2 separate regions of the Homo sapiens genome follow, and region 2 is linked to region 1. Evidence: chromatin loops called from intact Hi-C (ENCODE). Cell type or tissue: psoas muscle. All regions are shown on one strand. Each heading gives the region's core, and the rest is flanking DNA. Links, peaks and the distances in the headings are about the cores only. Region 1 has its middle 16 kb from the start of BHLHE40-AS1. Region 2 has its middle 70 kb from the start of BHLHE40-AS1.

Region 1 (15,613 bases), core at 3,464-11,463:
TCAGAATAAAGTTATTTGCCCAAGTCTTTATTTGTTCCTTACCGATGTCCCCACACACCATCTCACAGCGAAGAATGGGCCCATCCTCTGGTTAGAGAAACTAACCCAGCATGACTATCAAGGACTATGGGGGGGGCGGTGGGGGGGCACCCTATAGGTTGACTGTGCGAAGAACCAGAATCTGGGCTTGAAGCAACTATACCAAAGTATTGTGGGCCAGGCACGGTGGCTCATGCCTGTAATCCCAGCACTTTGGGAGGCCTAGGTGGGAGGATCACTTGAGGCTGGGAGTTTGAGACCAGCCTGGGCAACATGGCGAAATCCCATCTCTACAAAAAATACAAAAATTAGCCAGGCGTGGTGGTGCATGCCTGTGGTCCCAGCTACTTGGGAGGCTGAGGTGGGAGGATCACTTGAGCCCAGGAGGCAGAGTTGCAGTGAGCATGATTGCGCCACTGCACTCCAGCCAGGTGACAGAGAGAGACCCTGTTTAAAAAAAAAAAAAAAGTATTCTGCGGGGAAGGGGAGAGATTCCTTTTCTTATGTCTCTCCTAAGATTAGGAAAGGTGTAGGCCTAGGGGACTAGCGAGGTATGAACCCCCTGGGGCAGGGCAGTTCTGCTGGAGGGAGGGAGAGAAGGAGGGAGGCAGAGACTGAGTTCCAAGCTCTCTCTCTGGAAGGGAGCCTCTGCAGGCTCAGAGACCAGGCCACCGCAGCTCCTGTCCCTCTCAGATTTCTTCGGCCCACCCACACCCTAGCCTGTCTCTCCCCTTTGGCCACCACCCCAGTACTTGGTTTGTGAGGGGTATATAAGAGGCTGCCTCGCTTTGTGGAACAGGGCCAGGATCTCAGGTTAGAGAGGAGACAGCATGTGTTGAGTTCCCACATGGTTTCATATGAAGACTGTGTGTTAACGGGATCGGCATGTTCTCCTGAGACCCAGCATTCCCTGAGGTGTCTGCCACGTGGCGTGGAGGGAGGGAAGGCTCCAGGTTTCTCACCCTTCATCAGCAGGAACAGCTTCCTTTTCGTGTCTTACCACTGTAATCGTTTGTTTGAACAAGAGTTTTATTGCTGAAAAGACATCACAAACAAGTTTTGAAGGCCACCAATGACAGCCCCTTCCTCAAGCACTGCCTTCACCTCACTGGCCTCTTTCCCTAGGATCCAGAGGGAGGCTGAGGCCATTCAAAGCCACCCCAACACACACCCCACCCAGCACCACCCCCTGTTTATCCCCAGCCATCTGTTTGGCCCGACAACCACAGCAGAACATGAGCCGGGTGAAGCCTCTCCCATTGGCCATGGAAGCCACTGACATGCTCGTCTCGCGGCTGGGCCATCCAGTCTTGTGATGTGGCTGGATTTGGGCCCAGAAGGTTTCTTCCACTATAGATGGGGCCCTCCCTTCCCTGGGGATTCTCAGCAAAGATGTGGAGGTGGGACATGAGGGTGTCACAAGGCTGCTGGGTAGGGGTGCCAGCCTCAGGCTGGGACCAAAGGAAGTAGGGCAACCAGCCTCTGCTCACCCTAAGTCCTGGCCCTGTTCTCCCACGCCCACACCCACCTTTGAGGAGGCAAAAGGGAATAAACTTGTGCTTATTTGTTGGAAGAGCAAATATGTTTTTTTGAAACCGAATTATGGATGGGGATGTGGGGGTGGGAACTAGGCAAGGGTCTCAGGGGAATCCAAGCAGGAGAAGAAGGAGGGAAAAACCACTCTCTTCTCAGATGGAAAAAAAAAAAACAAAACAAAACAACTGTTTCTTAAAGTTTTAAATAAAATATCTAATATTTTATATCTCTTTTACTGTGGAGAATTTAAAACATATTCAAAAGTAGAAACAACAATAGATGTTTCTCCAAAGAAGATATACAAATGGCCAACAAGTGCATAAAAATATGTTCAATGTCATTAGTCATCAGGGAAATGCAAATCAAAACCACAGTGAGATACCACTTCACACCCTCTAGGATGGGTATGATATTAATAATAATAACAACAAAACAATGGAAAATAACAAAGGTTGTCGAGGATGTGGAGAAGTCTGAAGCTTTTGTATATTGCCAGTGGGAATGTGAAATGATGAAACTACCATAGAAAAAAGTTCGGCATTTCCTCAAAAAGTTAAATATAGAATTACCATATTACCCAATGCCATTTCTAAGAGTTATATACCCAAAAGAATTGAAAACAGGAACGCAAACAAATATATGGACACATGTGTTCATAGCACTGTTCACAAGAGTCAAAAGGTGGAAACAACCTAAATGTCAATCAACAGATAAATGGATAAACAAATTGTGGTGTATACATACAATGAGGTATTATAGAGCCGCAAAAAATTAATAAAGTACTGGTATATGCTACAACACGGATGAATCTCAAAAACATTATGCTAAGTGAAAGAAGGCTGGCAAAAAGTCACGTTACACGGTTCCACTCATATGAAATATACAGAATAAATAAATCCATAGAGACACAATACAGACTGATGGTTGCCAAGGGATGAGGGAGGGAGACAATGGGAATAAAACGGGTACAGGGATTTCACTTTGGAGTGATAGAAATATTTTGGAACTAGGCATGGGGGGTTGCATAGCATTGTGAATGTAATACATGGCATAGACTTATTCACTTTAAAATGGTTAATTATATGTAGATTTCACCTCAATAAATTTTCTTTTAAGTAGATAGAATAGCATAATGAACCCTCCACTTATCAGTCTCCCAGCTTCATTAGTCATTAATTCATGCCCAAGTCAGTTTCATCTGTAATATATACCCATCCACTTCCCCTGCTCATGTATTATTTTGAAGCAAATCCAGATATCATATAATTTCATTTGTAAATATTTCTAAAATATTTAGTATATATCTCTAAAAGATAAGTGTTATAAAATTACTATAATATTATCATACCTAAAAATATTTAACAGTATAAAAAGGCAATTTTTTAGACTAGTTCTCTAAATAAGAATATAGATTGTTTTCAAAATTAAAAAATATAAAAAGTGATCAGAGGCCGGGTGCGGTGGCTCATGCCTGTGATCCCAGCACTTTGGGAGGCCAAGGAGGACAGATCACAAGGTCAGGAGTTTGAGACCAGCCTGGCCAATATGGTGAAACCCAGTCTCTACTAAAAATACAACAATTAGCCAGGCATGGTGGTGGGCGCCTGTAGTCCCAGCTACTCGGGAGGCTGAGGCAGGAGAATCAGTTGAACCCGAGAGGAGGAGGTTGCAGTGAGCCGAGATCGCGCCATTACACTCCAGCCTGGGTGAGAGCAAGACTCCGTCTCAAAAAAGAAAAAAAAAAAAAAGTGATCTGAAAAAAGAAATTGTTCCCTGTCCCTATCCATCATCCTGGTCTCTATGCCTTCACCAAACTCACCCACAAGCAGGCAAGTAGGCACTATTTTAACTACTTTAGAGTTTATTGGCCAGGCATGTTGGTTCATACCTGTATTCTCAGCACTTTGGAAGGCCAAGGTGGGAGGATCACTTGAGCCCAAGAGTTCAAGACCAGTCTGGGCAACATGGCAAGATCCCATCTCCACAAACGATTAAAAACTTACGAGGGTGTGGTGGTGCATGCCTGTAACCCCAGCTACTCAGGAGGCTGAGGTGGGAGGATAGTTTGAGCCTAGGTTGCAGTGAGCCATGATCGTTGCTACTGCACTCCAGCCTGGGTGACAGAGTGAGATCCTGTCTCAAAAAATAATAATAATGTTTTTTAAAATAGAGTTTATTTAGGCATGTGCATATAAATATGGATGTGGGCTGTCATTTGTCCCCTTTTTCCACACAAAAATAGCATGCTGTTCACACTCTTCTGCACTTAGTATGTCTTGAGGAGCTGTCCACGTGAATACATAGAAAGGCTTTTAATTCTTTTTCACAACTGTGCGTATCTCATTGTATAGATGTCCTATAATTTACTTGACTAGTTCCCTATTATGAACATCTGGATTATTTTTTATCTTTTGCTATCACCAGCAGGGTTGCAATGAGTAATTTTATACACAGGTCATTTTGCAAGCGTATAACAGTATTTATGGGGTAAACTCCCACATGGAATTGCTGGGTCAATGTCATGAGCATCTGTCATTCTGATGGGTATCATTCCGTGGGACACAGGTCATACTCCTTTAGAACCCAACGTTGTTGCCTGTCTTGGAGGCATTTGCAAGAGATGTCGGAAAGCTTAGAATATGTATATCTTGAGACCAAATGATTCCACTTCTAGGAGTTATCCTAAATACGATTTTTAAAATTAATTAATTTTTAAATAAAAAATAGAGACAGGGTTTTGCTATGTTGACCAGGCTGGTCTCCAGCTCCTGACCTCAAGCAATCCTCTTGTCTTGGCCTCCCAAAGTGCTGGGATTATAGGCCCGAGCCACCATGCACAGCCAAGAAGTTATTAAACAGGTTTTCAAAGACTAAGCTACAAGATTGGACGTCCTGTGCCATTCATAGGTAAAACAAACAAGGAGGAAAGAAGGGAGGGACAGAGGGAAGGAGAGAATAAGGAAATCAGAAAGATGGCTGAGAAGGAGACTGGTTGAGTAACTTACAGTATGTGCAAGTGCTGGAATGCTAAATAGTCATGAAAAATTATGTTAGGAAAGTAAATTGATTATTGTTTATTTGTTGTAAAGGGAGGAAAAGTAGGCCACAAAATAGTATGTTCAGACTTATCCCATTTTTGAAAAAGAATAATATGTGTGCTTCTAAATGTTCTCTCTGCCTCACTTTGAACAACTGTAAAATGAGGACAATAGTAATTGGCCTACTGAGTTGTGAGGATTAAATGAGTTTCAATGTCTAAGATGCTTAGAACAGTGTCTAGCACAGAGAAAGCTCCATGTCAGGGTTAGCTAAAATTAGTGTTATTGTTATTATTTTTTAGTAATTGTATTATAGTTACAGAGGAAAAAGGTCTGGCAGGCAATACAATAAAATTTTAACCACCTTAGCAGGATTTAGAATTATTGGTTATTGTTCCTTTAAGAATTTTTGCTTTTCTATATTTTCTTTTTTTTTTATTTTACAATGAACATGGTATTTCTGTAATATAGATCATGAAGTGCAACAGAATAAGTGGAGTGGGGGACAAGAATGGAGTTCAAGGTTGTCATGGACATCTGTATCCAGCAGTCCCAGGGGATGATGTGGAAAGGAGAGGCAGGATGCTTTTTTGGTTTTGCCAGCTCAGCCCTGGGCAGGGCCAGCCCTACACCCTGGGAAGAAGGCAACTCCCTTCAAAGGGTGAGTGGAAGATCTAGAGAAAGCTCTCCCTACCCACATGCACATAGGAGCTTTTAACAAGGACCTTAACAATTAGAGAGATGACAAAAGTTTCAAAACAGGTGCAAAGACACTCAATAGGCTGTGAGGGTCCTGGGATGGGGGCTCTAACTCATTCACTGCAGCGCTCCCAGTGCCTAGCTTGAAACAAAGCTGAAATTCAGTCAGTGTTTCCTGAATGAACAAGTGAATCTAGACTCTGCTGTGTGACCTTGGGAAAGTTCTTTCACCTTCCTGAATCTGTTTCCTTATCCATCAAATGGGGATATTAGTGATCTTGTAGAGATTGCCGTGAGGATGAAAAGAAATCCTTATGTAGAATATACAGCATCTAGCTACAGTCAGGTATGTGGTAGGTGCTCAAGCATTTGCTGATTAAATGAATGAAAGGAGCCTGGGCAACATAGCAAAAACTCTGTCTCTACAAATAAAAATTAAAACATTAGCCAGTCATGGTGATACGGACCTGTAGTCCCAGCTACTCAGGAGGCTAAGGTGGGAGGATCTTAGCCTGCAGTGAGCCATGACCACGCCACTGTACTCCAGCCAAGGTGACAGAGTGAGGCCCCATCTCAAAATAAAACTTTAATTTAATTTAAAAATAAAAGAAAATAAAAAAATAAATGAAAAGAAAGAATGACATTTATAGGAACATATTCACTCTAAAGTGTAAGTAACTGACATAACATTATTTCCTGAAAGATGCTTTGTAGAGGGAAAAGCTGAAAGAGATCTCATACACACACACACACACACACACATATATATACACACACACATATATATATGTCTGTGTGTATGAGATCTCTCTGATATATATATATATATCAGACTGTGTGCTAAGTACTGTACTAGGCACTATGCATACATTATCTGGTGCAATCTCCATTTTTACATTTACAGAAATTGAGACTCAGTGAGATTAAGTGACTCACCCAAGGTCACACAGCAAGCAGATGGCACAGACAGGATTTAACTCAACATATGACTCAAAAGTCCTTGCTGAAAGAGCCCAGGATGTCAAAATGGACAGAGGCATGAGGAGGGAAGAGGGTCAGAGATAAGCTTCCCACTCTGTGCACACTGCTGAATTACCCATTAGGTAGACCTAGTGTGTGCTGAAAACACTGGGAAAGCAGCCCCAGCTTCCTTCCATCTCCCCAAAATTGGAAAATAATTTCTTTTTGATATTTCAAAGAAAAACATGGAGATCATCTTATGATTAAAATCAAGGGCTTATTGGGGTTTCTCTAAATTTATTTTAAGCTTTGTGTTTTCAGTTTGCACTTCGTATGGGGAGGAAGGATCAAAATGCTCATGTCTCAGGACCTTAGGGCTTAATTGCCCTGGGGCTTAGAGCCTCTCTAGACCTTATCCAGCAAGGTGACGCTAGCTCTCCAGAGTCTGAGTGGGAGGCAGCATGGACACCCACCTGGCCCCTGCTTCCCCTGGGGCTCACGTGGCTGTGTGAGGGGTGTTTCTTAGGGCAGTGGCCTCAGCTCCCCTGACCCGTGGCTTCTCACAGTCTGCCTTTCAGACAAGGCGCTCACTGTCCCAGCATGTTCCAAGCCACCGGCTCAAGTCCCAGCCAGCCCAGGCCTGTTGCAATGAGTCAGCCTTTCACTGGGGAAAAACGTGGTGACTGGCCTCCAAGTCATTTTTTCCAGCTTGGCCCTTGTCCTGGGCTGGGTTTGGGGAGACCTTCATTTTTCCCTTTGGGATTCGGCTGCCTACGAGGTATTCCCAAGGGTCCCTAGGAAGCAAGGGGGCTGGAATTCCTTTGGGGCAGGTTGAGTTGCTGCAGTTCAGCCAAATGAGGGTCCCTCAAGGTGCCCACCTGGTCTCGCTCCACCTCCCCCTGCTCATATAAGCAAAAGTAGAGGCCACAGAGGGTAAGTTCTTATGGCCCTTACGGTTGTGCCCAGTCATGGGGAGGAGGATAAGAAGAGGAGTTATAAAATAAAGTCCACCTTTGGCATCTTTCACAGGCCATGCTAGCGCAGCAACCTCAGGTACCTGGAGCTTGAGGCACACTTGGCCTCTTATCAACTAGTGGTGCCTTCCTGAAAGATGATGCTCCCTTGGGCCCCTTGAATTTTAAAGCAAGCACCATTACCTTCGGTGAACCTTCCTGCCCCCAGCTCTATGCCAGGGTTCCGGTTTCAGAGCTATTCGCCTTACCATCCCTTCTGACTCACCTCTGGCTTCCCAGGGCTTCGTGAGGCCTCCCCTGCATGGCCAGGCTGATGTGGATTCTCCCTAGTGTGACTGGGTGGGAGGGAGGAAGAGGCAATGACCATTAGTCAAAGGGTGGTGAGGGTGCGTGAGGGCAGGGCTTTGGCCCTCACGGATCCCGCAGTAAATTCACTCTCTCCGGAGGAAACATTGACCTCACTGCTGCTGAAGCCCTTACTTAGAACTTCCTATTCATTTTTGCAATTAGCAAAGATTAACCTCTCAATAATTCATTCATTCAGGGCACAGATAGTTATTGGTACCTTTACATGCCAGGTACTGGGCTTTGGGGCTACAATAGTGCACAGAAGAGTCATGCTCCTGTTTCCTGAAGCCGATAGTCTGAGAGGGACACAGATAGCAACCTGATAATTACACAGATAGATACCAACAATCCAGTATCAATATGCAAGAAGAGCACAGAAGAGCAGACAACAGTGCCTGGAGTGGTCTGGGGTGTTCAGGGAAGGTTTGCCTGAAATAGACGGGTAAGTGGGAGTTGTCTGGTTGAGATGGGGGTCCTGACCCCAAGTACCTAGATAGTGACCTTATTTGGAAATAGGGTTTTTTACAGAGATAATCAAGTTAACATGAGGTCATTAGGGTAGGCCCTAATCTTGACTGGTATTCTTATCAAAAGGGGAAATTTGGACACAGAGACAGACATGCGCACAGGAAGAATGTCACGTGAAGATGAAAGCAGACATCAGGGGGATGCTGGCTGCTTACAAGCCATGGAATGCCGAAGATAGTGAGCCGACACCAGGAGCTAGGAGAGAAGCCTAGAACTGACGCTCCCTCACGGCCTCCAAGGAACCAAATCTGCTGACACCTTGATTTTGAATTTTTAGCTTCCAGAACTTGAGATCACACATTTCTGTTGTTTAACCCACCCCAGCTGTGGTCTTTTGTCAAGGTAGCCGTAGCAGACAAACTCAGTTTTCCAGCAGAGGAAACTGCACATGCAAAAGCCCTGGAAGTGAGGGCAGGGGAGGCGGGTTTGAGAAAAGAGGCCACCCTGGCTGAAATGCAGAGTCAAAAATTCCTTCATCCAGACTGACAGGGAAGCAGATCAGTGTGGGCACCTCAGGCGACTATTAAAATAGCAATAAAAATAACTACCTCGAAGGTGTGTAGAGTGTACCAGATAAGCCTGGGGAGGCAGGAAGTGACTAGAGCTATGCAGGGGCTTCCCTGTAGGGGTAGAAGTGGAGCCTTTAACCTTAAGACAGAGGAGAAGCTAGCAGGGTACGCAGGCGACCTAGAGCCTCGTTTGAGGTGTGTGACTTTGGGAAAATGGCCGTCTGTCTCTGTGCCTTAGTTCTTCGATCTCTTCCCTTATCTGGGACATTCTGTGACCATATGACTAGCAGTGTGCTCTGTGTTGCTGTCTCCTGTGTGGTGAGCCGGTGCGAAGGAAGAGAAAAGAATGAAAATAGCATTGGACACAGTTGTGGATCTTATGGAACTTATAGTCTAGTTGGGGAAATGACATTCATTCGGGCCAGTGCACAATGGAAGTGCTAAGTGTGTGAAGTGGACAATGTCAGACATTCTGAAGGGCTAAAGTGGTGGCTTCCCTCATGGGGGGTCTCGAAGTCTAGTGGGACCCCAGATACAATTTCTCGTTGTTTTTTTTTTTTTTTTTTTTTTGAGACAGAGTCTCACTCTGTCCCCCAGGCTGGAGGGCGGTGGCGCGATCTCGGCTCACTGCAAGCTCCGCCTCCCGGGTTCACGCCATTCTCCTGCCTCAGCCTCCCGAGTAGCTGGGACTACAGGCGCCCGCCACCACGCCAGGCTAATTTTTTTTTTTTTTTTTTAAGTAGAGACGGGGTTTCACAGTGTTAGCCAGGCTGGTCTCGATCTCCTGAACTCGTGATCCGCCTGCCCCGGCCTCCCAAAGTGCTGGGATTACAGGCTTGAGCCACTGCGCCCGGCCCCAGATACAATTTCGATGCTGTACATCTCCACCCGCCCCACCACTCCATAATTAATAGGTCTGGGGATGGGTGGGGGTTAACACGTGACCTAAGCTGGGCCAATCAGAATCTTTCCCTGGATTTTTTGGTCAGGAGCTAAGGAAGAAAATGCAGTTTCTCTCTTGGTGGCTATGTTTGCTGCTACATAGAGGGGGCTGACTTGAGGGAATGGAGCTGACAGGCTGCCCAGAGAAGACAAGAGGGAAGGAGAGAGAGAGAGAGAGGGAGGGAGGGAGGGAAGGAAGGTGGGAGGGGAGAGGGAGAGAGAGAGAGAGAGAGTGCGAGCGAGCCCCTTGGCTGCCCTGGCCCTGCTGCATCTCCGCGTTTCCCCTGGGCTTACTGGAGATACCCTACCCGCACATTCTTCACCCTGCATTTATCAGTTTCCCCTAGGCTAGTTGGAGAGGAGTTTCTGTCACCTAGAGTCCTAGGAGTTCTGATTCACACAGGGATCCCCCGTGTCAACCTCAGCCACTGTTTGTGAGTGAGGTGATGAGACCCTGCTCTTGGCCCTAGTGTGTGCTATTGTGTCAGGGACCAAGGAGCTGTCCCTGCCCTCTTAGGAAACCCTTCATGGAGCCGAAGGCCATCTTCACTCTTTATAGTACCGGAGGCGCCTGAGTCTTCACCATGCCTCTGTGAGCCTGGCGGCATTTGTTTCACTTTGCAAACCCTGCAAGTCAGGAATTAAATCTCCCCCACCCTAGTCTTACAGTTGAGGAAACTGAGGCTCAGAGGAGGAGAAATGCCTTTGTATCTAAGTGGCAGAGCCTTTTTTGGGTGTCACAGTCCTTAAGATGGTACACGTGAAACAGCAGCCCAAGCCCTGATCAGGGGAAAAAGTAATCATCCTTCATTCATGAATTCATCAGTGAACATTTCCCTACAAAAAAAGAAGAGAAATTATCAAAGGTTTGTGCAGAGCCTGAAGTGTGAATTCAGGAAGGCAAACACAACCTTTTATCTCTATAAGCCCAGAAATCACTATACACACAATGTCAGGCATAAGTTAGGTGCTTAAGATATGTTTGCTGAAAAAGAATAAGAACAATATCTTAGTTACTGAGTGGTCACTATGTGCCAGGCACTATTTTAAGTGATTCGTGGGTATTCACTGAGGTAACCCTCACCCAGCCTTGTAAGGTTGGCACTATTATGCCTGACTGATTGATTGATTGAGACAGGGTCTCACTCTGTCACCCAGGCTGGAGTGCAGTGGCATGATCATAGCTCACTGCAGCCTCAAATTCCTGGGCTCAAGCAATCCTCTCACCTCAGCCTCCCGAGTGGCTGGAACTGCCTGGCTAATTTTTTATTTTCTATTTTTTGTAGAGACAGGATTCAGTATGTTACCAGGACTGGTCTCAAACTCCTGGGCTCAAGTGATCATCTCATCTCGCCCTCCCAAAGTGCTGGGATTATAGGCATGAGCCACTGCCTCCAGCCTGTCATGCCCATTTTAGAGATGAGAGGGCTACAGCTGAGTAACTTCTCTGAGCTCACACAGCTAGTAAATGTCAGAGGGACCTCCAGCCTTCTGGCCTCAAGTGCGTTCCTGACCTTAGACTGTATTGCCTATCTTCAAATGATTGAATGAATGAATGAAAGCACATCTGCTAGCTACAGGACTACACATACACATATATTTCAGGAGAGCTTTCACCGGAGAGAGCTACAGGGTTGTGAAGCCTGGAGAAATTTAAGCTCCAGAAAATTCTCCAAGGAAGTAGGATGCCGTGAGCCTTAAATCTGTGTGGGACTTTTGAATGTGAAAAAAGATATGCACATTTAGTTCTGGAATATCCATATACTCAAATCAACATAATAATTGCTTTCGTGAACTGAGAGCTTTCTCTGTGCTCCACACCCTGCCTACTTATCTTTGAATCTTCCTGCCCTCTCTGTGTTAGGGTGTCAAAGGCCTGTCTAATCACTCTCCTAAACTGCTCTCCCCTCATCCCCTGCAGTCCACAGGAAGGTCAGCCTCGTGGGGTGTTCTTTGCAAAGCCACAGAATCTTCCCTTGATAATGACCAAGTTTCCAAGGCAAAAATTGACACGTGCTTATGGCATCCACAGGCCCAAAGAGTTGAGGCCAGAGGGACCAAAAGTCTGGGATCTGAGTTGGCCAAGATCCAGGCTTGGAACAGAGCCAAGGATGCAGGTGGACAGGCCTCGGGGCAGATGACAAAGCTAGGAGAATGCTCTTTACCTGCTTTTGCTGGAGGGCTAGATTTTACTATCTCCACTGAAGATCTTGAGAGCACCCATTTCACCCTGGGGCAGGGACGGGCTGCATGTTAGCTTTGAGGCCAGGCCAACCACAAGACAAGAAAAGACACATCCCAACTTGAAAGGGCTGCCGAAGACCAGGGCAGCTGAGCAGAGCTTCATGCCCCCCCAGTGAATCTGGCTGCATCAAGTTCAGGCAGGTGCAGGGTAGGATGGAGCACTGCCTGCAGGCTCAAGGGGGATCTTAGTTGCCAATGGGAGATTTGATTGGTATTTATTTTCCATACATCTTCATCTTTTAGGAGAACAAATTCTGGGATCTTTTGGGGAGTCCTAGGGATAAAAGTCCTTAAGGGAGAAAAATGCCCCATAAAAATGCATCCTCACTCCTAGACGTATTATTTTTTATATAAAAATTTCTTTCTTTATTAAAAAGAGATGAGGTCTCACTATATTGGCCAGGGTGATCTCAAATTCCTGGGCTCAAGCAATCCTCCTGCCTCAGCCTTCCAAAGTGTTGGGATCACAGGTGTGAGCTGCTGCACCCTGCCCCTAGACACATTAGAACTTTAATAAGTTTGGAGCATTTTATTTGCTGCTGGAATTATGCTAAGCACTTTATATACATGACCTTGTTTAATCCTCAGGATACCCTAGTATAGAGATGATGACTCTCCTTATTATATGCCCCAGGGAAACAGAGGCTCAGAGACCTTCTCAAGGTCACACAGCTAGTAAGTGTCAGAGCCAGGAGTCCAACCCAGGCCTGACTTCAAGTTCCTTGCCCTTAACCACAGTACTATGTTAGGTCCTTTTTAGACACACATGTTCACAAAAACCTAGATGTTTTGCTTGCATCTGTTTATCCAGCAAACATGTATTAAGTACCTACTATGTGACAGGCCCTGTTTTAGAAGCTGGGGATATAGGAAGGCATAAATAAAACAGACAAAAACCCCTGCCTTCAGTGAAATCAAAATAACATTAAAAGGCAAAGATTATTGTCTCCCATTTTATAGCTGAAGCAACTGAGGTAGGTATTCCTTTTCGTCAGCTTACCCCTCAGATTCATTTATTCATGTGTTTTGTTGTTATCGTTGCTCAGCAAATATTCCTTGATAACTTACTAGGGCTCAGGTACTGTTTTAGGTGCTGAGGTCCCAGTGGGGACCCAAATAGATGCAGTCCCTGCCCTCGTGGAATTCGCAGTCTCTTCAGATTGTGCCTGTGTGTCTTCCTAACCTGTAGCTGCTGCTCAGGGCACATGAACAAGCAGTACTGACTTGTGTCCCCAGGAAGCTGATGCTTTTCCTCAGACAGGCCCAAAGCAGAAGGGGCAAGTGCAGCGGTGTGCCAAACAACAAAGTCAGCACAAGTATTTGGAATCATAGGTGCCCTCTGCTCTCTCCATATGGTGATCCCTGCCCCAAGATGTGTTAGAACACACTCTAGGGTAAATGTCAGTAGGCTCTGTGGGGCGTGGTGCTTCACACCTGTAATCCCAGTACTTTGGGAGGCTGAGGTGGGAGGATCAAGTGAGCCCAGGATGTCAAGGCTGCAGTGAGCCATGATCATGCCACTGCACATGCAGCTTGGGTGACAAAGTGAGACCCCCTATCTCTAAAAAGGTCAGTGCCTCTGGGTGTTAATTAGCTGTGTGGCTTTGAGCCAGTGAAGCTCTCCAAGCTTCACTTTCCTCAGCCATAAAATGGAAATTGAAGCACTTTTCTTGCTTGACTATTTCCAAGAATGAGATGAATTCAAATGAAATAATGGCTATGTGAATATTTAATTTCCTAATCCGTAGATATTATTTCGGTGTCTTCCAGGTCCAGGTCTTCATTTCCTGTTACCTATTACCACAGTGCCTCAAAACGGCTGTTATAAACTCATTCACAAAAAGGTATAAGTAACAGATGATATTTCAAGTCTTGCCTCTCCCAGGCCTAAAGACTTTCTTATAAGAAAAAAAAACCTGTGGAAGGGAACTTTGGATTCTGGCCAAATAGAGTAACAGGTACCAGATTTACCCTCCCATCTGAAACAATTAAAAAGAACCTTAACTGTGTCCTAGACAAAGTTCAATGGCTTTTAGAAGAGTACAAACATATCCAATGCTCAGCAAGATAAAGTTCCCAATGTCTACCATGTAATCAAAAGAATTCCCAGTGGAAGTGCCTTGGACTGGAATATGAGCTCCCTGAGGCAAGAGATTTTTATCTGTTTCATTCTCTGCTATATCTTCAGTTCCTAGAAGAGTGTCTGACACATAGTAGGCACGCAATAACGATTCGTTGACTAATGAATGAATGAATAGGGGTGTCAGACATCAGTGAGGATAATGGGAGGTGCTATTCTGTCCAAGGGTCTCTCCCAGAGCCCCAGAAATCACCTGGCACTTAAGGCCTGCCTGACTGATAAATTCCCCAAGTCAGCCCAAGCATGGAGGATGAGACCCTCTAAAGAGTGACAGCCTTTAGGGGAGGGAGACATCTACAAGCCCTGTCACGAGCCCTGTCATCACCTCGGGAGGAAAAGGAAAGCTTGTTACTCATTGATAACAATCGCTGTGAACGACTCCTCCACACGGCACCCCTCCCCACCCCCTACCTTCCAGCCCTGGCCTGTTTACTGGAAGACGCGACCCTGTTTTCTACATCCTGAGCGATGACAGATTTCATCACTGGCTTAAGGCAAGACAGAGAAGCTGGGTGTCAGGCCCTGGTGATAAGTCATGTCAGATTTTGGGTGGTTGTGGTAGTGGTGGTGGGGGCAACTGTAGCCGTTACCACACAGGTTTATGCCTCAGTCTGCTCATTCATTTGTTAATCCTTTTATCGCGTACATATTAATTCGGGTCAGGCCTTGTGCGTGGGGGCTCCAGACACAAGACAAAAATGACAAAAATGAAAATGACGGGGATTAAAACGAATTGCAAAAGCCACCATTTTCTGAATGATTCCTTCAGAAGGCAACATGCTGGTGTGGCTAGGAACGTAGTTCTGAGCAAGACACCTGGGTTCCCAGTCTCCGCTCTGCTTCTTCACAGCAGTGTGACTCTGGGCAAGGTACCTAACCTCTCTGAGCCTCCATGTTCTCATCTCTAAAATGGGGCAGTTGTGATTAAATGAGTTAACCCATTTAAAGCATGTAGAACGCTATTTGCTATTTCTTTGCTTGAAGTCGTATTAAATACTTTACAGCCTCAGTCAGAAGAGGGGAATTGTATCATGGTTAAGAGCTCTGAGTTGGAACTTGGACACCCACTTACTGCGTGACTTTGAGCAGGTAACTTACCTTCTCTGAACCTTAGTTTCCTCATCTGGGAAGTAATGCAAAGTAAATTCCACAAGCGTAGGGAATTCTCTTTTGTTCACTCCTGTCTCTACAGTGCCTTAAACAGCACCTGGCCAAGAGTAGATGCTAATGCAGTAATCAGGACCAGTTATGTAATTTGTGGGACCCAGCGCAAATGAAAATGCAGGGCCCTTGTTTTAAAAATTAAGAATTTCGGGCTAGGCACGGTGGCTTACGCCTGTAATCCCAGCACTTTGGGAGGCCGAGGCGGGTGGATCACAAGGTCAGGAGTTTGAGACTAGCCTGGCCAACATGGTGAAACCCCGTCTCTACTAAAAATACAAAAATTAGCCGGGCATGGTGGCATGCACCTGTAGTCCCAGCTACTTGGGAGGCTAGGGCAGGAGAATCGCTTGAACCCGGGAGATGGAGGTTGCAGGAGCCAAGATAGTGCCACTTCATTCCAGCCTGGGCAACAGAGTGAGACTCCGTCTCAAAAAAAAAAAAAAAAAAAAAAGAAAATTATTAAGAATTTCGGCCGGGCTCAGTGGCTCACAC
Region 2 (15,613 bases), core at 3,223-11,222, 54 kb after region 1:
AGAATCTTTTGTCCCACAAGGTGTTCCCTTGACGTAATACTCTCCCCTTTTCCTAGGCCTATCCTGGACTGTGGGCATCACAGTTGTGGGAAAATTAGAACTGACCTAAACGTCCAAAGTGAGCACTTGGTTGAGTGACTTGGTGTTCACTGTAGTGCTTAACAACAAAGTGGTAGGTTTATTTCATGGAACAATCCTCAGGATACATTTTTGAACAAAAAAAGCAGATACGAAAGAGTACAATCCTATTTTTTGCATTAAAATAATAAAAGTGGGATTACCCTTATTCGGTCCCAGCACCACTATTTACTAGCTGTGTGATCTTGTACAAGTTCCTTCACTTTGACTTATCTCAGCTTCTCAAGCCATAACATTAGGATGATGAAGAGTCACTGCTTCATAGAACTATCGTGAGGTCAAATTAAATCATCCACATGAAGCATTGAACCTAATTCTTGGCATGAATGAGGCGCACAGTAAGTGATAGCTTTTATCATGACATGTACAGGGAAAAGTGTCTGGGTCAGTGCACCTCAGCATAGTCATAACAGCTCTCTAAGTAACTGGACTAGAAATTATTTTAGTTTTCTTTTTGCATGGCTGTATTTTCTAAATTGCCACAGTGAGCATAAATGACTTGTGTAAAAAGAAGAAAGAAAATGAGTCTTGATTGTTGTCCTGCTCCTAGCTGTGCTTGGCATATAAATATTTTTGCAGAGTAAATGTTTTTAGAGTACATGCAAAGTAAATATTTTTAAAGTAATTGATTGGATATTCATATGGCCAGGTCATACAATTTAAGAGGCTTCATTCACATCAAAATACAGTTCTTGGCTGGGTGCGGTGGCTCACGCCTGTAATCCCAGCACTTTGGGAGGCCAAGGCAGGCAGATCACCTAAGGGAAGTAGTTTGAGACCAGCCCAGCCAACATAGTGAAACCTCATCTCTACTTGGAAAAAAAAAAAAAAAAAACTGCCGGGCCTGGTGGCGGCACCTGTAATCCAGCTACTCAGGAGGCTGAGGCAGGAGAATCACTTGAACCCAGGAGGTGGAGATTGCAGTGAGCCGAGATTGCACCACTGTGCTCCAGCCTGTACAACAGAGCAAGACTCCATCTCAACAAACAAATAAACAAAAAAAACAAAACAAAACCAGTTCTTTAGTTTGCTAAGGATTACCACACTTAAAGTTTAAAAAAAGTTTTAAAAATAAATGATTTCCTATATTCTTTCAGTATTGTTTCATGAATCACTTATAAAAAACTGGAATCTTCAAGTTTAGAAGCTGTTTTCTATTAAAGATTACATTTTTACTTTAATTGATATCAGTTGCATTAGTGGGGACTCTGACATACAAATTGGAGGCATTCAAATGAAACCAGTTTAAGCAATAAGAACAGAAAGATTTATTTGGGTTCTTATAAATAAGAATCCCTAGATATTTGGTCTTTTGAGGGGAACAGATGATTTAATCATGCTTCTCTAATTCTATACAATAAATGAGATGGCTGCTGGTGGCCCCTATGTTACAATCTGAGGAAAAAAAGAAATATTTTTAATAGCTGTAGTAAAAATCCCAGGGAAGTCTCTGATTGGTCAATGGGTCATGTGGCCACCTTTGGGTGAAGGTTGGGGGTAACGAACTGAATATATTAATATGAAATAGGATGAGGGATGGAGCTCAAAGAAAATATTGCTGATCAGACCACAAAACAAATGGTCACTATGCATGAACAACCAGGCACCCCGTTTCCAGGAGAAGGTTCTTCATAAGGGTCTTTGACTTCACTGGAAAAGCAAAGCTACGTAAAATGCAAGAAATTATGATTTTATTGACAGAATTGAACATCATGCAGATTCCAGTCTTTCTGGATTACGGGGAGGAAAAAGGTAGAAGATAAGTATTGAAATAATGCCTCGTGATTAGCCATTGAATATATGTGTCATACAGCAAATCTAAGTTTTAGTTTTTGATCTGCCATTTATAGACATCTCCAGGCCCCAGTTAACTCTTTGGTAAAATTAGAGAGCTGGCTTTGATGATCCATAACATCTGTTTGCTTGAAGATGCTACGATTCCAGACATCAGTACACAAAGACAAATTCTGTCTGAATTTCAAAGTAACTCTCATTTTCGCAGGCCTATAATGTTCTAAATGATACCAACCTTCAAGGAGTAATTTCACAGAATGAATTCTTAGGAAGTAAAGAACATTATGTAACTCAGAAATAGTAGCTATAATTATTGATTATGCACTGTGCTGAATAATCACCCCTTACCTTTGCATAGTTTATTTCATTTGGCCTTCACAACAATTCTGAGAGGTAGTATAATAGGTAAAATAATGATCCCCTGGAATGATGTCCATATCTTATTCCCTAGCACTTGTGGATATGTTAGGTTATATGGCAAAGAGGAATTAAGCTTACAGATGGAATGAGTGTTGTTAATCATCTGGCCTTGAGAAGGGGAGATTATCCTGGATGGTCCCAAGGTAATCACAAGGGTTCTTGTAAGTGAAAGAGGGAGGGAGGAGAGTCAGAGGCAGAGAAGGAGATGTGATGACAGAAGCAGAGGTTGGAGCAATGCAATCGTTGCTGAATTTCAAGATGAGAGGGGCCCATGGGCCAAGGAATACAGGTGGCCTCTGGTAGCAAGAACATGGATTCTCCTCCAGAAGGAACACGGACCTGCAGACATATTGATTTTGGACCAGTGAGACTAATTTCATCTGACCTCCAGAACTGTAAAATAATAAATTTGCCTTGTTTTAAGCCATTAAGTTCGTGGTAATTTGTTGTAGTGGCAATAGGAAATGAATAGAGGTAGATATTAAAAACTCAAGTTACTGGCCAGGTGCGGTGGCTCACGCCTGTAATCCCAGCACTTTGGGAAGCCGAGGTGGGCAGATCACCTGAGGTTGGAAGTTTGAGACCAGCCTGACCAACATGGAGAAACCCCCTCGCTATTAAAAATACAAAATTAGCCGGGCATGGTGGCGCATGCCTGTAATCCCAGCTACCTGGGAGGCTGAGGCAGGAGAATCACTTGAACCTGGGAGGCAGAGGTTGTGGTGAGCCGAGATTGCACCACTGCACTCCAGCCTGGGTGACAGAGTGAGTGACTTTGTCTCAAAAAAAAAAAAAAAAAAAAAGAATTTGAGCTTGAGTGTGCTTGAATTTAAAGGCCATGCTCTTAACCACAGCACTGTAATTTTTTTCCTACAACATCCAGAGTGTGAGTGCTGCATTTTTTGAGTGCCGACTATATGATACAATGTTGGGCCCTGCAGGTCACAAAGAAGTACACAAACATAATCCCCAGCCTCAGGGAATTTATGATCCCATAGTGGGTTAACAATGAAACAGTATTACTTCCCTTTTATTGGAACTACTGAGGCCCAGGCCCTTCACATATATAATCTTAGGACTATTACCCTTATCATGAAAAGGAAGACTCTGTTATGGGCTGAATTATGTCCCTCCAATCTCAAATTCATATGTCGAAGTCCTAATTCCCAGTACTCCAGAATGTGTCTGTATTTGGAGATACAACCTTTAAAGAATTAATTAAGGTAAGATGAGGTTTTATGTGTGGGTCTAATCCAAGATGACTAGTGTCTTTATAAAAAGAGGAGATTAGGATACAGACACACACAGAGGGAAGCCCTAGCTGAGGACAGAGGCCTCAGAGGAAACCCACCCTGCTGATACTTTGATCTTAGATTTCTAGCCTCCAGGCTCCAAGAAAATACATGTTTGTTGTTTAAACCACCTAGTCTGTGGTATTTAGTTATGGCAGCCCTAGGAAATGAATATACTATCCATAAGTAAATGGACTTACTGTTAGCCAAGTTACACGATCAGAACTAGAAGAGTTGTTTACTCTGGGTTTCAGTGGCTAATTCTAAAGCAGGGCTAAGGAATTCAGGAGTGACTTCTCTACTCTAGTCGATTCATTTCCAGCCATTTCAGTGTGTGCAAGGCCTTGGGTCTCAGCACTCTAGGAGTCCAATGTGACCTCTCTCTGTTGCTTGAATCTTTCCTTTTCTTCTCTTCATATCCCATGCTCCCCTCAGTCTATTCAATTTCTTTTTTTTTTGAGATGGAGTCTTGCTCTGTTGCCCAGGCTGGAGTGCAGTGGTGCGATCTCGGCTCACTGCAACCTCCGATTCCAGGGTTCAAGGGATTCTCGTGTCTTAGCCTCCCAAATAGCTGGGATTACAGGCGCACACCACTGAGTCTGGCTAATTTTTGTATTTTTAGTAGAGATGGGGTTTCGCCATGTTGGCCACGCTAGTCTCGAACTCAGGTGATCCGCCTGCCTCGGCCTCCCAAAGTGCTGGGATTATAGCCGTGAGCTACTGCACCTAGCCAGTCTATTCAATTTCGTTACCCCCCTCCTTTCATATAGGGTCTAGCCTTTTCTTTCATTTAATCTCTAGAGTGGCTTCTCTGTCTAGTTCTACTAGATGGGGCCTGAATCTTTTTTTTTTTTTTAATTTTAAGTTACTTTTTTTTTTCTTTTTTTTTGAGATGGAGTCTCACTCTGTCACTCAGGCTGGAGTACTGTGGTGTGATTACAGATCACTGTAACCTCAACCTCCCAGGCTCAAGTGATCCTCCCACCTAAGCCTCCCAAGTAGCCGGGACTAAAGGGTACGCCACCATGCCCAGCTAATTTTTGAATTTTTTTGTAGAGACAGGACAGGGTTTTGCCATGTTGCCCAGGCTGGTCTCGAACTCCTGGGCTCAAGCAATCCACCTGCCCTGGCCTCCTAAAGTGCTGGGATTACAGGCATGAGTCACTGTTCCCAACCTGGGGCTTGAATCTTAAAGGCAATTTGGGGAGGGGATAATAATTCTGTACTGTAGTCTAGTTTTAGAGTGAATTAACAGCCAGGCAGAGTGGCTCACACCTGTAATCCCAGCATTTTGGGATGCCAAAGTGGGAGGATCACTTAAGGCCAGGAGTTTGAGACCAACCTGAGCAACAGAGCGAGACACCTAACTCTATGTAAAAAAAAAAAAAAAAAGAAACTCTTTTATTTTTTAAAAAACAGAGTAAATTATCTAGGAAGGAATCAGTCAGACTTTCACAGCAAAGATTTGCCTTCTGTTGATAAATCTCCTATACCTCCCATCTCCTTCTTTTCCAGAGTCTCTGTCCCCTTATTTAAATATATTTGCTAAGGTGTGTATCATTCAGGAGAAGCTAGGTTTTGCTACAGTAACAACTTCCAATTTCATTGGCTTAACACATCCAAGTTCATTTCTTATTCACACTATATATATAATGCTGGCTTCAGAGGCCTCTATTTATTATAGTCCCTGGGGAATCCAAGTTGATAGAGTTTTCATCTACACACCCTTGATGGCTTAGATAGGAAAAGAGGGCATGGAAAGACACACACCACTTCCACTCACATTTTATTGGCCAAAGCAAGCCAAATACTTGCACCTTACTTCAAAGGAGACAGGGAAGTGTAATGCTACTGATTGGCTGTGTCCCCACCCAAATCTCATCTTGAGTTGCAGTTTCCATAATCCCTATGTGTCATGGGAGGCACCCGGCAGGAGGTAATTGAATCATGGAGGCAGTTACCCTCATGCTGTTCTCATTATAGTAAGTGAGTTCTTATAAGATCTAATGGTTTCATAAGTGGCTTTTCCCCTTTGATCAGCACTTCTCCTTGCTGCTGTCATGTGAAGAAGGGCATGTTTGCTTCCCCTTCTGCCATAATTGTAAGTTTCCTGAGGCCTCCCAAGCCATGCTGAACTGTGAGCCAATTAAACCGCTTTCCTTTGTAAATTACCCAGTCTCTTTATTAGCAGTGTGAGAACAGAACAGACTAATACACCTCCCGTGTGCCCAAAAAGAGAGAATGCAAATATTTGCAAACCTTCCTGATAACCCCTATGAGGGTGCCTTTGACTGCAAGTAACAAAACATCTGTCTGGAAGTGGCTAAAACAATGAGGATATTTATTATCTTATATTGGACATTTGCCAGCTTGGTTCATTCACTGGCCTAATGATATCATCAATCACCCAGGTTCCTTCTGTTTTCTGCCCTCCCAGTCTCAATTTGTTGCCCTAACCTCATAGGATGGCTCTCTTCATGGTCTGAAGTGGCTGCCTTCTTTCATGTGTCATGTAGAGACTGTTAGGGTAGATAGCTAGGCAGACATGAGCAGGGCAGGAGAGGCCCCTGCCCCAGGAATGTAAGGCAACCATCAGGTGTTCATCAGGTGATTGTTAAACCATCTCTAAAATAATAATTGGTCAGAGCTGGTGCCAGGGAAAAGTAGTCTCTCAATAGACAGAAAACACCTGAAGCTGATGATCAGCAGCTTCCTGATAAGATCTCAGGAGTTGGGCAAGTGGGCTCAAGCATGCACACTGAGAAGCAAAATGGCAAAGTTTAACTGGTATATGACCTTCATCTAGAAACACTTGACTGGTAAGGGAAAAATACCTCAAATGAGCATGTGCATAACTTCAGTAAACAGACTGTGCATGCAGCCCCTCCCAAGTTCTGGCAGGTCCCTGAGCATGTGGACAGCCCACCCTAAGGAAAAATCAAGGGAGAAGAAATGCAAACCCCAGAGCCATGCCAATGTATAAAACTCCAAGTCAAGGGTCAGAAGAGCAGGTACTTGGATCTCTCAAGTTGCCCATTTGGTCCTCTTCCAAGTGTACTTTACTTTCTTTTGTTCCTGGTCTAGTACTTTTTAATAAACGTTCATTCCTGCTTTAAAACTTGCCTCAGTCTCTTCCTCTGCCTTATGCCCCTTGGTCGAATTCTTTCCTCCGAGGAGGCAAGAATCAAGTTGCTGCAGACCCATATGAATTCACTACTGCTAACAAGATGACAACATCCAGGGATAGAAAGGGAAACATATCTATATTGTTCTCTTTTCTTCCTTTCATTCTTTTTTTTTGAGACAGGATCTGGTTCTGTAGCCCAGGCTGGAGTGCAGTGGTGCAATCTCGGCTCACTGCAGCCTTGACCTCCCAGGCTCAAGTGATCCTCCTGCCTCAGCCTCCTGAGTAGCTGGGACTACAGGCTCGCACCACCACCCCCAGCCATTTTTTTTTTTTTTTTTTTTTTTTGTAGAGACAGAGTCTCCCTATGTTGTTCAGGCTGGTCTCAAACTCCTGGGCTCAAGCAATCCACCTGCCTTGGCCTCCCAAAGTGCTGGGATTACAGGCATGAGCCACCATGCTCAGCCCCTTGTTTTCTTTTTTTAAAACAGTGAAAACCTTTCCAGAGGCTTCCCAACCAATTTTCTTGTCTCATTGGCCAGAATTGTATCACGTGCCCTTGTTTAAACTACCCACTTAACAGCATTAAGACCTGCGGACTGGCTTAAATGAGAAAAGATTCATTTCCTAGAACTGCCTAGGAGGGTAACCCTACAAAATAAAGGACATGGTCACTGAAAGGAGAGTAAACCAGACTGGAATTCTCTTTTTAATACAGTAGGCATGTGGAATTGCAGTTGGCTAGGAAACTAGCAGTATCTGCTATCCCTGGTGAGTGTGGGGAGACAAGAGGGAAAGCCGTTCTGCCACACGTCTGAGCTCACCGAATCATCATATAAACTTATGAAGTAGGTCCTTGTCCTGTTTCACAGATAAAAAATGAGGCATAAGACACACAGAGATCTATCTGACTCCAAAGTCCTGCTTGCTGCTCTTGGCCTGTCTGTGCCGCAACTACAATTACAGAATGGAACGTCAGAATCAATTTTTAAAAATCCTTTGGGGAAGGCAAAGGAGGAGGTGAATCCCCAGTTTCAGTTAATCAAGGATTAGCCCCGGTATAAATAGAATTTCCATGATCATATTGGCTGATCACTGAATTCCCTTACTGACGTCAGCCAAAGATCCCTTTATAACAAGGGACAGTGCCCACTTTGTGGGAGGAAAAAAGAGCAGGTGTGTTAATCTGCAACTTTATCCAGGACTAAATTTACCTTTAAAAGGAATGCAGGCAAGTTGTCTCTGAAGCAACTCTGTATTATTCCAGGGTCGAGGCAAAAATCCTCTGTGATTCTCTCCCCACCAATTTTCTTATTAGCCTCATCTCCATAAGAAAAATTTGCATCAATTTAAAATTCAACCCCTCCCGGCTGGGTGCGGTGGCTCATACTTGTAATCCCAGCACTTTGGGAGGCCGAGTCAGGTGGATCACTTGAGATCAGGAGTTCGAGACCAGCCTGGACAACATGGTGAAATCCTGTCTCTACTAAAAATACAAAAAATTAGCCAGGTGTGGTGGTGCACACCTGTAATCCCAGCTACCGGAGAGGCTGAGGCAGGAGAATTGCTTGAACCCAGGAGGTTGAGGTTGCAGTGAGCCAAGGTGGCGCCACTGCACTCCAGGCTTGGCAACAAAGTGAGACTCTGTCTCAAAAATAAATAAATAAAATTCAACCCCTTCCTCAGCCTTTGCTGATAGATGCACTGGCAAATGTCAGAGCCCACATCTAAGGATGCAGTTGGTGGGGTGGGGTGAGGAAATGTGGCAAGCATCTCTCAGGAGGCTCCGGGGCGGAAGAGGAAGTGCCCACCAATGGCTGAGCTGACCTCCAAGTTGAATCCCTCAGTCTGCATAGAGTGACTTGCTGCCCAATGCCAGACTGGGCACTTGATTTCAGACCTCTGGCCAGGTCATAAAGAAGCCCAGGTTGGCGCCACAGCTCATGCCGATAATTCCAGCACTTCGGGAGGCTGAGGTGGGAGGATTGCTCGAGCCTAGGAGTTTGAGACCAGCCTGGATAACACAATGAAACCCCATCTCTATTTCATAACAAACAAAGAAGACAAAACACCAAAAGCAAAGAAGCCCTGACGCGGGTCCTGCCCATACCTACTAGGTGGCTTTACCGTTTCTCAAGGCCCTCCTAAGTACCAGGCACTGGGTTAAGCACATTACTTACATCATCACACATAGTTCTTACTCCCACCCTCAGAGGTAGGTGATTTTCCCACGGATCAGTAAACCAAAGCTCATGACAGCAATGTGTCCAAAGCCGTAAGGAGACGGCAGAGTTGGGATTTTATCTGAGGTCTGGTTGCAAGCATAAAGCTCGTAACTACTGTGCCCTACTTCCTCTGCTCACCTAAAGAACTCAACTATATTTTCAGGTCCCCATGAAACATCTACCAGGTGGATGTGATATGACTCTCTCATAACAATTCAGAGAAATTAAAAAGATTTGCCCCAAGTGACACAGGTGGTAAATGGTGGAGCCGGGATTTGAACCTGAATCTGAGTAGCCTCACACCCAGAGCTGCCTCTGTCCATGAATAGCCTCCCCCATGAATTGCCTCGCTTAGTTTATGCTGCTGATCCCAGTATTCCCCGTGCCTGTGTGGCCTTCCACGTGGAGAGCCAGCTTCTTTATAACAGAGAATTAACACGTTTAAAAAGTCAGGACAGGGGAAGATTATGTTTGATATTATAAGCTGGTTTTCAGATATAGATGTATATGAATTATTTTTCCCTCTCTCTGAAATAGCTTTGGGTTTTCTAAAGTAGTCTTCTGCTATTAAAAATGCCCCATCCATTTTCCCAAGGTCTCTTCAGGTCGGTATATTTAAAAAAAGAAAGACTTCAACTTGTCACTCAGCTCTCATTTTGTATGAATCATAGCAGGACTCAATGTGGGGAAACAGCCTTGTTCTAAGAACCAGTAATAGAAGCTGGGGTTTGTCACCTTCACGGCTGCATTTCAAATCCCACTTGGGTGTTTGTTTGGGGCCCATGTGATGGTACATCCTTGACCCAGGGAGAACCGAGCAATTGGGCTGTGGCCACCTCAGTAGACAGGTGCCCAAGTCACAGAGGCAGCTGCCTCTGTGATCAAACCCTGGACAGAGGCCAAAGAGAAAGAGTTGTTAGAGGAATGGCTCTTTCTCCCTTCTTAGATGGTATTTCTTAGTCAGGGGTAATAAAATAATGACAACAATAATAACAGCAGCAGCTAACAGTCATTAAACACTGCTGTAATTATTCTCAATAGTGTTGTTGCTATTGTCACTACATTAATTAACTAATTCAACCATCAAAATACCCTATTAGTAGCAATTATTGTTGTAACAAAATGTGGTGCTTAGAGATCAGACAAAGGTCTCTAAGCAGAGAGACCTAAGTTTGACTCTTACTGTTACCTCTTGCTGATCCTGTCGGTCTGGGAAGTTACTCAAGTTAGGCCTCAGTTTTTCTCATCTGTAAAATGGAGACAATAAAATTATCTGTTCCATAGAGTTGTTGGGAGTAGGATTAGGTAGAATCGTGTATATAGTTCTTGGCTCAGAGTGACGGCTCAATGACTGGAAGTTGATATGTGGCCTAATGGTTAGGATAAAAAAAAAATTGGAAGTGATCATTAGTTATTGCAAGTAAAGTGCTGGCAAACTCAAATAGGCCCTACTGCCATTTCTGTACCTTCAAGAACAGCTAGCTTTCTAGAGCCAACCATTCTCTCTCTAAGCACCTAAAAGAATCTGAACTTCCCATGAATGATGATGTGGAAGGAAAAAGAATGAAATAATCTCTAGAAACAAACTATGGTTTCTTGCCCATGAACCAGAAAACGGTACTCAGCTATCTTATTTGGTAGATTTTAGCTCAGCAGGGTTTTGCGTGGTGGTGGTGGTGGTGTTGGTGAGGGTGAGGTGGTCTGGAACACAGGAGGTAGGGAGGAATCTTGTTTTTTGGCTTCCATTTCTGCCTTGGATTTAGTACCAAATGTATTTTCTCACCAGCAAGATCAAACAGATGGAAAAAAATAGTCAGACCTGTGCCCGACATGGCTCATGACATCCTGCTGGATGGCACGGAGGAGGAGAAAATAAATCAAAGTAGTTGCTACCACAGCCATTCGCATCTTAGAGGAGAGGACAACATAAATCTTTTCTGTGAGCTAGGCCCTGAAATAGGGTGAGAAATTGCTGCAAAATGAATATTCAGTCAGGAATGTTGGTGGCCTGGTTTTCTTAAGAGTGGAGCTTGTTTATGGATCTGATTATCTTTTAGGACAAACCCAGTAAACCCTGCTGTGAAGTTGTGGGCTCCTTCTCCCTTCCCATCCATGTTCCTTTCTATTAACACTCACTGAGGGCTAACCCTGTGCCAGGCACAGAGCTACACCCCTGAGGATATGGGGTCATGGATTTGACATAGTGCCTGCCCTCAAGAATGTACAGACTAGGGGAAGAGATGGACACTGAACAAATTATTACCCCAACAACCACAGTGAGAGATGCCAAGAAGGAGGCACCTCCAACAGAGCAGTATAAGAGTGAGTGAAGGCCACCCCGCCTAGTCTGGGGGTTCATGGACAACTTCTCCGAGGAAATGATATTTGAGCCAAGACCTGAAGGGTGAGCAGAAATTAGCCAGGCAAAGAATGTGTGGTGGGGACGTGGGTGGGGAAGCTTAGCATTTTTGAGAAATAAGGAAATGGCCAGTGTGGCTGAAGCTCTGAACGCAAAGGGGAGAGTGATGTGGTGTGGGGCTGCAGAGGTGGCCAGGAGCCAAGGCTGGCCTAATTTCCTCTCACTTTGTGTGTCTCCTCTTTAATTCTTTTTTTTTTTTTTTTTTGAGACAGAGTCTCACTCTATTGCCCAGCTGGAGTGCAGTGGCTCAATCTCAGCTCACTGCAACCTCCTCCTTGGTTCAAGCAACTCTGCCCGTGTAGCTGGAATTACAGGCGTGTGCCACGACGCCCAGCTGATTTTTGTATTTTTAGTAGAGACGGGGTTTCATCAAGTTGGTCAGGCTGGTCTCGAACTCCTGACCTCAAGTAATCCACCCACCTCAGCCTCCCAAAGTGCTGGGATTACAGGTGTGAGCCATGGCACCCATCCTGCTTCTCTTTAATTCTTATTTGTCCAATTCTTAGAGGGGAGGAAGCAGGCCTGCCCTACCTGTCATGGGGCCGCAGGTTTTCATGTCAATGGAGTGCTCCCATGGGAGTGCTCCTGAGCCCTCCTCCCAGGGATTTCTGGTGCCCGGGAGCACTCTGTCTCCTTTGGTCTCTTCTAACCATTGCTGGGGCTGCGTGGCTTTCTCCCAGGGGCTCAGCTGCACTCCCACGTGCTGATCCCAGTGCTTCCTTGCTCAGAGATTTCAGAAGCCTTGGTTCAGTTACTCTGGTGATCTGACTTCCTCTTCTTGCAACTAGCACTGCCTGTGATCTTGTGTCCCAGTAAAAAAACCAAGTCCCCTCTTCCTACCTCAGCTCCAGTAACAGGCTCCCCCTCTTGTTTTCGTTCATAGTAGTGAGAACGGCTACTTGCCATAGGTCCCTTCTTCATCAGTTCATTCAACTAAAGTTGATTGTGTGACTTGGTGTCAAGTACTTACGGGTACAAAGGTGAGCAAAGCTGGAGAGGACCCTGCCCCTGAGCGGCTTACAGGTCACCCATGCTAAGCACTTTCCCTGTGATCTCACTAAAATTTCGCAACAACTGTACTCAATATGGGCTGTTATTTGTGCCCATTTTATAGATGAGGAAGCTGAGTCAAAGAGAGGTTAAACAACGGGCCTGGCTGGGCACAGTGGCTTATGCCCATAATCCCAGCACTTTGGAAGGCCAAGGTGGGCAGATCACTTGAGGTCAGGAGTTTGAGACCAGCCTGGCCAACATGGTGAAACCCTGTCTCTACTAAAAATAGAAAAAAAAATTAGTCAGGCGTGGTGGTGGGCGCCTATAATCCCAGCTACTCAGGAGGCTGAGGCAGGAGAATCTAGTGAACCTGGAAGGTGGAGGCTACAGTGAGCTGAGATTGCACCACTGCAATCCAGCCTGGGTGACAGAGAAAGACTTTGCCTCAAAAAAAGTACAATGGGCCCAACCAAGGTCACACTTCTCGTCAGTGGTGGAGCTAGAATTTGAACCTCTCTGATCCCATCTGATCCCATAGCCCAAGTTCTTTATAAAATTTTAAAATATGTTTTATTTTATTTTTTATAGAGACAGGGTCTTGCCATGTTGCTCAGGCTAGTCTCAAACTCCTGGGCTCAAGCAATCCTCCCACCTTGGCCTTTCAAAGTGCTGGAACTATAGGGCATGAGCCACCATGCCTTGTCCCAAAACTTAAGTTCTTAACGAGTGCTCACTGTCTCCTCCACCCATCTCTTTGTCTGTGAATTTCTGGAAGTATCCTGAGACTGTGATTCTTCTATAACTGGGGCCTTGTCTTGGGAGTGGAACCCTGCTCTATACCCCTTCCTCTTCTGTGGCTACAGCTCACCTTCCTGTTCTTACATACCCTGTTGTGTCCTGCAGGGCCTCTCCGTCCCACTCATCTCTTTGCCTAGTTTCTTCCTTTTACAACCTATTTCCTTAGCACTGTGTGCTCTTTGGAGCTGGAGTTTCACCGGGTGCCTGAGGCTCAGCCTATAGCTCAAAGGGGCAGTTGTTTTTTTCTTTCCTGGAGGTATCTGCAAGTCTTCACAGTCCACTCCACTCGCCTGCTGCTAACCCTTTGATTCCAAGCTGAGTGATAGGGTATGTGGTAGGGATTGTGGTAACCCAAGGAACTATTGAAAGACCTGAAGTTCTCCTACAACTTATGACTTCAAGGAAGTGTTTCTCAAAGAGGGTGGTACCATCCTTAGGGGATGTTTACTTGTGAGGGTACTTTTGGTTGTCACAGGATTGTAGGGGTGTGGCGGTGGAGATGGGGAAGTCTGATGTCCTATTTGCTTTGAGGGCCAGTGAGAAACTGGCTTATGGGGCAAAAACGGACTTGTATCCCCCAAGATTTGTAATGTCCTACCAGACATTGTGCAAGTAAAAAACATTTTTCATTCTCTGAACCTAGATCCTAACTCTTTTTTTTTTCATATAAACACAAACACCAAACTTCCCAGGAATGCTGCTACTGTGGAAATAGAAGGAAGGCCCTCGGACTTCACCATGACTTGTTTGCCATTTTGGAAAATGATGTCATTGACAGCAGCACCACCCTTGGAATCTGAGCCGATAGTGCCATGCAATTGTACCAGTCGTCACTTACAGCTATTTCATTCATGGAGACTTTAGGTATGCCTAACTGACCATTATTTTGAAATAGCAGATTTAAAGTAAAAGGGTCAGCAGTATTTTTTGAATATTGTCTCACTACTCTGAAATTCAGATGCACTTATTTAAAGTAGATGGCAAACATCTGACTACTTCACCATCTTCCTGTACGGTCAGAGTCATGCTTGAAGATTTTCATACTGAAATACATGTTGTTGTACTATAAGTTATTTTCATTTATTTCTCCTTCATATGACAGCCAGGACTTTATATTTATTTTTAGATATTATGTGTATCAGTAGATTTTACTATCTATCAGGTTCAATTCAGGGTAGCAAAGGCAATGCTACAAAAACATTTCTCTTAAGAAATTGGCTGGGTGCAGTGGCTCATGCCTATAATGCCAACAGTTTGGGAGGCAGAGACGGGTGGATCACTGAAGGTCAGGAGTTCGAGACCAGCCTAGCCAACATGGTGAAACTCCGTCTCTACTAAAAATATAAAAATTAGCTGGGCGTGGTGGCGCATGCCTATATTCCCAGCTGAGGCAGGAGAATTGCTTGAACCCAGGAGGCAGAGGTTGCAGTGAGCTGAGATCGCACCACTGCTCTCCAGCCTGGGCAACAGAGTGAGACTCTGTCTCAAAAAAAAAAAAAAAAAAAAAAAAAAAAGAAAGAAAAAAAAAGAAATAGGGACTGTGGCCAGACTAAAAACCAGAGTTTTAAGGAAATGAAATTACTCTTTTTTGCAGACATTTGTGCAGGTAAAAAACTTATTTTTTGAACCTAGATCCTAACTCTTTTTTCAATATAAACACAAACATCAAGCACTACTGTCGCCACTGCACTCCAGCCTGGGCGACAGAGCGAGACTTTGTCTAAAAAACAAACAAACAAACAAAAAAAGAACTTGAAGCCATATTTTTTTTGGTGCTGGAATTTATACACGAAAATACAGGACGATCCCATCAAAGCTTGCTTGGCAATCCATGTGGAAGCATGGAGACCAAATCAGAGGCATTGCCAGTGTCCAGGCAGGAGAGGATGGCAGCTTGGATGACGGAGGTGCTGTGGAGATGGGGAGAAATAAGTGGATTTAAGATGTCTTGTGGAGGTAGAACCAATAGGATTTGCTGATGGAGTGATGCATGCGTGTGTGTGCGCGCATGTGTGTGTGTGTGTCTGTGTTACAATGGGATCACTAAAGCGTCACACCTAGGATTCATGCCTGAGAAACTATGTGGAGGGTAATCCTATTTATAGAAATACGGAAGATGGCAAAGAACAAATTTGGCAGGCAGAGGGGTCAGGGAAGTGAGAGTTCCTTTTTGGTTAAATTCCTTCTGAAAAGCATATTTGACACTTAAGTGGGGTGTCAAGTAGGCAGTTGTAGTTCCAGGGATGAGTTTAGTCTGGAGGTGTATTAATATATTTCAAAGTAATCAACATATAGGTATATTTAAAGCCGTGGGAGCAGACATTGGATGGTGGCTGTATTTTCCAGTTTTTAAACACCTTTATTGCAAAGGTTTTTGAGCGATGAGAAAAAGAACTTAAAGAAAGGAAAG

The links. A loop is a pair of places that touch in the nucleus more often than their neighbours do. Peaks named below come from ENCODE experiments on the same cell type or tissue, not always from the same donor. Only the 100,000 strongest peaks of a DNase experiment are listed, where the experiment ranks them.
Region 2: a loop joins it to region 1, with 6 times the contacts of the local background. A loop is called at or near these places in 14 of 110 quality-filtered maps.

The regions. Positions count from the first base shown.
Region 1 is chr3:4,988,228-5,003,840 of GRCh38, forward strand. No RefSeq gene overlaps it. Among named protein-coding and RNA genes, the nearest start is that of BHLHE40-AS1, 16 kb to the left of the region's middle. RefSeq lists enhancers at 874-1,374, 6,344-7,040, 6,804-8,003, 14,053-14,554. In psoas muscle, for the core only: no CTCF peak of the experiment used is centred there; DNase peaks (open chromatin) are centred at 6,884 and 7,534; H3K27ac peaks cover 5,059 bases.
Region 2 is chr3:5,042,231-5,057,843 of GRCh38, forward strand. No RefSeq gene overlaps it. Among named protein-coding and RNA genes, the nearest start is that of BHLHE40-AS1, 70 kb to the left of the region's middle. RefSeq lists an enhancer at 13,157-13,216. In psoas muscle, for the core only: no CTCF peak of the experiment used is centred there; a DNase peak (open chromatin) is centred at 9,811; H3K27ac peaks cover 2,529 bases.